Linked DNA regions of Homo sapiens: region 2 is linked to region 1. A link is an interaction called in ENCODE POLR2A ChIA-PET data of the cell type or tissue named here. Cell type or tissue: K562. All regions are shown on one strand.

The links. ChIA-PET counts read pairs that join two places held together with the same protein. Peaks named below come from ENCODE experiments on the same cell type or tissue, not always from the same donor. Only the 100,000 strongest peaks of a DNase experiment are listed, where the experiment ranks them.
Region 2: POLR2A ChIA-PET joins it to region 1 with 7 read pairs; 1 of 35 experiments calls an interaction of 5 or more read pairs at or near these places.

What each region holds. Positions count from the first base shown.
Region 1 is chr3:37,963,499-37,967,498 of GRCh38, forward strand. CTDSPL (CTD small phosphatase like) reads left to right here. Exons shown (of 8, transcript NM_001008392.2): 4 at 1,073-1,174. Among named protein-coding and RNA genes, the nearest start is that of MIR26A1, 3.9 kb to the right of the region's middle. In K562, a CTCF peak has its summit at 3,993 (motif pointing left); a DNase peak (open chromatin) is centred at 3,983; H3K27me3 peaks cover 417 bases.
Region 2 is chr3:37,641,562-37,645,561 of GRCh38, forward strand. All of the region lies in intron 16 of ITGA9 (integrin subunit alpha 9), which reads left to right. Among named protein-coding and RNA genes, the nearest start is that of ITGA9, 190 kb to the left of the region's middle. In K562, no CTCF peak of the experiment used is centred here; a DNase peak (open chromatin) is centred at 1,860; H3K27me3 peaks cover 841 bases.

The sequences.
Region 1 (4,000 bases):
GCTCAGAATAGATATTTCCTTTTGTTTTGTATCAAATATTAAAGAGAGTTTGACCTTCTTTGCAGGTCAGAAAATTAATTAGTTAACTCTGGATATTGAATATGCCACAAAGTAGACTAAAATACTTCAGATCATTTCTAGAATGAGGCAAGGCCTAAAGAAATAAATCCTCTAAATCGAGTGAGGTTGGCCAGAGATACCTAGCATTTTATGGTTGGCTGAAGATACCCAGCATTTTATTAACTCTTTATGACTTCTTTATCACGAGATTTGAGTCACCTGCTACTAAGACACATAAATAGATTGTTTGGTCAACACACAACATGTGGATTAAAGTATAACTTTCAGAGGCAGAGAATCCAAGGGGTAAAAATACCACATTTGCTCAGTATTCTACCACAGTGCGGTGGCACAAGGTGGCACTGTACCTGGATTGGTCTTATTTCTGTTTCCTAGTGTTGGGGGTAACTCTGGACTGCATTATGCTGGTGGGCCTATAGTTTGTCTTCAAGTTTTTTAAAAATCTCAGTCACTAAAAAAAAAAAAAAAAAAAAAAAAAAAAAAAAAAAAATCTGTAGTTCCAACATAGCTCTAATATCTACTTATGTGCCACAGTGAATTTCAGGCAAAATATGACCCCACGAAACAGACCTCCATTGTGACAGTACCTATTATAATTAAATACTCATTCTTGTGTAATCCATTTTAATAATAACTGTAGCCACCAATATATGTGTGAGGCAAAATGCTGGGCATTTTATTGCCATTATAACTGATAACAACAACCTTTCATGGTAGGTATTACTATCCCAATTTACAACCAAGAAAGTGACAGAGCTGATGATTGAAACCAGGTTTGTCTGGTTCCAAAGCCTAGGACTTCATAGCAGTCATTCAGATCGTGGCACCGTATTTGATAAAACTTTAGTTGCAAACTACTTATTCCTATTGTTCTTAATAAAAGCCCATTATACGCTTGACCAGGCATTTAAATGTTTGAAAGTAGTATAATGCAATACTGATTGGTTTGTCTTTTACATAAATGTAATACTGATTTATTTTTCCCCTTTAGCCACCAGCTAAGTACCTTCTTCCAGAGGTGACGGTGCTTGACTATGGAAAGAAATGTGTGGTCATTGATTTAGATGAAACATTGGTGCACAGTTCGTTTAAGGTAAATCAACATAAAAAAAAAATCCATGATCTTTGTGATTTGATAACAATTGTATTGGAAAAGGGAAAACAAAAAGGATGAAAGCTTATGGTGGTTAGTGTGTGACTTCACTCTTCATGTAGAAATCCCAGGAGCTGCTTATTAACCCAGGTGAACATTAACTAAAGTAGTTGAATATTAACATAATTAGTTTGGAAAGAAAACACTAAGCTACCAACATCACTGGGACCTCATTCTTAGGAGGTTTGCATTTTCCAATGCTGTAACCGCTGCAGAAATACTTTTCAGGTGGCACAAGGCACTCAGTGCCCCCAGGATACTGTTTATATTTGTCAAGATGACCAGAGTGCTATGTGTTTTATTGGGAGGGGGAGGGGAGTCTCTGTTGGAAACTGTCAAATGACCTGGTATCATGGAGATTTTCCCAGATTGATTTTTGAAAGATGTCCAACTCTGAAGAAGACTTCCAGACTTCAGGGCATCTGAACAGATTCAGCCATTTAATTTGAGCATCTTCATGACAAGAAGTGGCTGGGGTTTTTTGCAAGCTTCACAGCTAAATGAGTACCCACCTTCAGGACTTCCCTCCTGAAGGGTGTGGAGGTCAGACACTCTTCCTTCCTGTCACCTTCCCTGATCTCCATCTTCCTGCTGGAAAAACAGCAGAAACGGCCTCCATGCAGGAAGAGCTGTGGCGACACTGTTAAGAAATGAGTTAGTTAACCATTTTTTTTTGACGTGAAATAAATTGTATAAAAGAGGCAAATGATGAAAAGTTTGGAAATAGGAGATTGGTGTTTTGGGGAGAAGAAGCAGGTATTTAGGATTCTGGTCTTGTTTTCCTTGGATTATTTCTGGTAATGGGACTGCTCTATCATTGTACTGCATTCCTCTTTCCCCCACCAGCCTGGGACTCCCCTTCACTGAGAGACATGAAGGTCACCATCCATGATGGGGCATGTGTCTCACATGAACCATAGTCATTCCTTACAAGTTGTAGGAAGCAGAAGAGCTGTCAAATGTGCCCAAACACCTTTCTACCAGAAACATCCTTCTTTGTTCTTCTCACTAAACAGAGACCTTTCTGGTAGGACAAAGCCAGAAAATTGTCTTTGAGTCCTTTGAAGAGTGGAGAAGAGACCACACTGACCTCTAGCAGTGAGAAATTGCCTTGTTCTGGCTACTGGGGCATGCAGGGACCACCTCATTCCCTAGCACTTGAGGACCAGCCCCTTCCATAGTTGGTCCAGGGGATATGGTGACTTTGTGTCCCAGCTTAACCCTAGATAGCATTGGAAGCCATTTCTCCCCCATGGGCAAGTTGCTCAGGACTTTTCCAAGTCTCTGTGAAGGAAAGCCCTTCAGAGCAGGGGTCGGTTGCCATCACAGCATAGAGAACTCCCTCCCAAGCAACTGTGGGAGTGTAGGCAACACTGGCCAGATCACCTGATGTTACTGAGGATTCCTGGCTCCAAAGGCAAGGCCCTGGTAGCCCCCAGTGTCTCTAGCACCTGCTCGGAGAGCATTGATGCCACAAGCTAATGTGAATGGTGTTTCCTCATTTCTTCCCTCCCCTGGCCTGCCTACATTTGCAACCAGAATATTCTTTATGGTTTTTAAAGTTCTGGGCATTTCAAAGTCCTTTGAGAATCTGAAAGCTGTGAACCCTCTTCCCTTCGAAAATGTACATTTGTACAATGCATAGGTTCATGGATCCCAAGTGAAGAACCCTAGCTGTAGCAGAGTCTCCTTTATACCAGCAGGAGAGAGGAGAGTAAGGGTGGTGCTTGCTGTAAGCTGGGGAATGGTTTTTCTCTTTTTAATATACTCCGTGGAATGTGATTCCATAATCTAATGCCTTGGGAGAGTCTCTTCCTTCAGTCTTTCCTTTTGTTTTTTAGCATGATTCTGATTTTAGTTGTGCAATTATATGATATTAAACTCATCCTTGGCCTTCCAACTCTGGGAGTAAATAAACAGTGATCATAAGCTAAGTGCTTAGTAACGGTGCTATGACCTAGCATTGTCCATGTTTTTTTGTTTTGTTTTTTGTTTTTTGTTTTTTAGTTTATATATCAACAAAGAGGGTTTGTGTGTACTGTGATGGGCTTAAAAGCAGACTTCGGTTCAGAGTCTGACCAGATGCTGTACCCCTACCCCTGCCCAGAGGCCACCACACACACCTTCTCCTTCCTTCTGTCTCTCTTCTCTTGTCCAGGGGTTTGCAGGCTGATGATTCAGTTGGGCCTGTTCATTTAAGTAGTTTTGTACCTAATTTGTGGAATTCCATTGAGAACTGTGTGTAAGTTCATCATTGAGAACGTAATGACTGCTGAAGAATCATATTTGAATTTTAAATGTCATTAATATTGTCAAAGAGTTATTTAAAATATCCAGAAGTTTGTGGGTGTGCTGGATGTTGTGTTCCTTGGAGCGGAGCAGGCATAGGGTGGGCTGGCTCTGTACCCCCACCCAAGGCAGGAGCTGGTGCCAGGCTACCTGGGAGGGCCTGAAATCACTGATTCTCAGTACTGGACTGGGGCCATGGGCATGCATCAGACCCATCACAATAGCTAAGGAAGAGAGGAGAAACTGAGGTCCAAGGAGAGGAAGAGCCTGCCCAAGGGTGTGGCCTGCGGCCTCTGACTTTACCCCCACATGGCCTTGTTACTGTTTTGAGTCCGTGTGGCCATCTTCTCCTGCTGAGCAGCCCATCGCAGGGCAGCCGCCAGTTGTGGGTCCAAGTACAAATAGTTTTCCCTCAAGCAGCACTGTCCTCGGAGCCCATTACATGCTCAGCTCCTCCCCCTGGTGGCTAGCAGTGAT
Region 2 (4,000 bases), 320 kb before region 1:
TTTCTCCATCTCTGCTGCCATTCCCTAGGCCAGGCCACCATCATTTGTCACCTAGACCAGGTCACATCCCTGCATAACCTCCTCCCGCTGAGGAGCTCCCTTCCCCCTCAGAAGAAAATCCGGACACATGCTAAGGCCCACGAGAGCCTGTACAGTGGGGCTCCTGCCTCGCCAGCGCCACCCGCATACTGCATTCCCACCACCCTCAAACTTACCAGGCCTCTGCCTGCCTCAGGCCCTTTGCATATGCTGATACCTCATCTAGAAAGCACTTTGCCATGCTTTTCCCGTGGCCAGCTCTTCATTTTTTAGGTCTCAGCCTAAATGTTGCCTCCTCAAAGAACCATTCTCCCACTACCCTGTATTTCCTGACTCAGCTGCCTTTCTTTGTTTTGACACAGGGTCTCATTCTGTCACTTAGGCTGGAGTGCAGTGGTGTGATCATGGCTCACTGCAGCCTCGACTTTCCAGGCTCAAGTGATCCTCCCACCTCAGCCTCCCAAGTAGCTGGGACCACTGGTGTGTGCCACCACGCCTGGCTATTTAAAAAAAAAAATTTTTTTTTCTGGACACAGGGTTTCCCCATGTTGCCCAGGCTGGTCTTGAACTCCTAGGCTCAAGGAATCCTCCTGCCTCAGCCTCCCTAAGTGCTGGGATTACAGGCATGAGCCACCGTGCATGGCCTTAGCTGCCTATTTGATTCCTTCGTGACATCTAACAGAACGTGTTATTTCGTCTACTTGTTATTGTATTTACCTCTCTAGAATGGAAGCCCAGTGAGGGAAGGGATCTATTTTATCTTATTTGCTATTGATCCGCAACACCTGGCAGAGAACCTGGCCTATAGTGGATGCTTAGTAAATAGTAAATAGTTGAAAGAGCCCTTCTGGAAGAACACAAGGCTAGTTCCTTTGGCAAAAATTGGGCATCATATCAGAGCTTCTTCACTAGCAGATTCAGCAGAGCTATAAAATTAAAAGAAATGTGTTCTGTAATCCCTCTGGGAATTCCCCACGGGCAAGAGAGCATGATGTGTGATTTGCAGTGACATATCTATACCACGGTATGTTTGTAGTGACTACTTTTCAAAAGACAAGATGGAGGATATACAGCTGGTGAAAGAAAAGGTGTCGGCTTTGTTGAGAAGTCTTACTTTGTTGTCTTTCAAGTGAAAAGTGAGCTATTTTAGTCTAATGGTAATTTTTAACTATGTTGAAGCCATACACTTTGGGTCTCCATTGTGCTGGAAATCGTCACTACAGCTCCTCCCACCCCACACCCCTCAATGCATGCATATAGGAATATAGCTCATGCTATGGAAATCCACTGTTTGCACAGCCTGGACATTAGGTAATAGTTTCCCGGCTGAGGTGCCCAGCTGGCTTAACATGCCATTATTTACAGCTCTAAGGTTTATTTTCATTATTATATTTAAACGTCTCTGCAGAAGGAATGGAAGGCTAAGAGGGTGGGAGAGTAGAAGAGGAGAGGGAGAAGAGTCACTCCAGACGTCAGAACCAGACAGGCTCCTGAGACCGTGCAAACTGGGGGATTTCAGATTGCACACTTGGAGTCAGGGCAGCAGTTTGGCTCAGCAGGAGGGGAAAGGGGTGTTAGAGGAAAAGGCTCCTGCCCTCCAATGTTGTTTGACCCAGATCAACCCTACTCTTATGGGTATCAGCTTCTGGGTAAATACTCTTTTCAAAGAGGGCACCATGGCAGAACACATGTGAAAACCATCTAGTTTGAAGTATGTGTGAGAAAAACAACTAATTCACCCTTCTCACTGACCAGTGGAGAAGTCTGGCCTTATCTGTCTGTCTCAGGCTTCTTCTCCAAGGTTAACCCCAACGGGAAAGGAGAGGGGACTCATCAAAGGTTAGACCATGTCCTGAAGTGACCTGTTGAATTTGCAAAACTTCTTTTTCAGTGTTATGTTTTATTTTTGCAATTTGTGGGGGGAAAATGCATTCTAGGCTTCTGAAACCCTTTTTAGAAGAAAATCATGGTTTCCTCAAACTCTTCAAGCTTATTGAGTTTTCTTCTGTATTATCCTGTCCTATTGAAAACCTTGTGCAAAAGTATGTGTGGGGTGAGAGGTGTTTAAACACACCCGGTGGACAGTGTCTGGCTGGGGAGGAAACGTTAGCCTCTCTTTTCTTATCTTATGAGATAATTTAGGAAATCAAGTACAAGGCCCTTGCTGTGTGCACTTATACCTGGAGCCTTATTTAGGGGATGTTCTTGCAGATAGATGGGGAGAAGTCTTGCTGGGATCCTCTCTGGTTTTAAGGCATTTTTTTTCTCACTCCCAGTTGCCTGCCCATGTCTGGTTTAGCAGCTTTTAGAAACGTGGCTGGCATCCTTTTTTCTTTTCTCTGACAGCACCAGCCCCTTTATTTGAACTTCCTAGCTGTTTTCTGCCTCTTCTGACTAATTAACAGCAACTAAAAAAGAAAAATGAAACATAGAACACAAAAAATTCCAGGGTGAAAAAGGAGAATTTCTAGTCCTGGGGTGCAAAAGTCCCTAGAAGAGAGTTTTGAGCTGAAATGAAAAGTTGTGATTATAGAGAGACATGAAATGTGTCCCATAAAAGGCCACCTAGTCCCAGGCAGATCCAGGAAGAGCACTGGGCTGGGAGTCCCATGGGGCCAGGGCCTCACCAAGCAGTCAGCCCTGCTCAGTTATCACAGGGGTTGAACTGGATTGCCTAAATGATGCCTTTAGATGGATGGAACTGGAGTCCATTATCTTAAGTGAAACAACTCAGACACAGAAAGACAAATACCACATGTTCTCGTTTATAAGTGGGAGCTAAATAATGTGTCCACATAGAAGCAGATTGTGGGATGATGGACAATGGAGGGGTGGGGAAGTTGGAGCTGGGTGGATGATGGGAGGTTGCTTGTTGGGTGCAATGTGCATTGGCCCAGTGATGGATGCACCAAAGGCCCTGACTTTGCCATGACAGAATATATCAATGTGGCAAAACTGCACTTGTATCCCATGAATATATACCATGTTTTTAAAAATGTTGCCTTTGGGCAGAGGGGATAATTCTGCAAACTGCAGAGCCATGGAGTAAAAAAAACACCCAAGATAGCAGAACTTGTCATTTCTAGTTTTTCCACAGGACCATAAAGCAAAATTGGTGCCGGGTTTGTATTTAAAGGGAAACCAAGAGGGTTTTTTTATCCTTCCATGGTTTCAAAATCTGGAAGGACAATTTGTACAGACCCTGAGATAGAAGGATTCCTCAGCTTTAATTTCATGAACGATTTGCCTTTCATTGATTCTTGAGGATATGAATGTTTTAGAAAGCAACAGTGTATGCCTTGATTTTAAGAGGCAATGAGCCTTTTCCTTCCTTCGTTTAGGCATGGGGCTGAATGGAGCTGAAATTCCTGCACTCTTATAACGTGCCACATGAAGGGCAGTTTTGGATTCTGGGAAAACAGCCCATTGAAACAGAATTGGGAGGGAGAAACCTCTTACACTCAGGTCATGGTATTTATATGAATACAAAAAAAAATTTAAATACTGTGCTAGGTGCTGGGGGTTATAAACATGAATTACATGATTAGGGCCTCTGGAAACTTGTGTGGGGCTATAGAAGGAACACCAGTTCAGAAATGTCACTCCTGTCATCCAGACAGGATGCTTCACCATAGGGGCAGAGACCTTCTGCTAAGTCATACCGCATATCAAGAAATATATTGCTAGGCCAGGCACGGTGGCTCACGCGTGTAATCCCAGCAGTTTGGGAGGCTGAGACGGGCAGATCACTTGAGATCAGGAATTAGAGACCAGCCTGGCAACACGGGGAAACCCCATCTCTACTAAAAACACAAAAATTAGCGGGGCATGGTGGTACGTGCCTGTAATCCTAGCTACTCAGGAGGCTGAGGCACGAGACTTGAACCCAGGAGGTAGAGGTTGCAGTTAGCCAAGATCGTGCCACTGCACTCCAGCTTGGGCGACAGAACAAGACTCATCT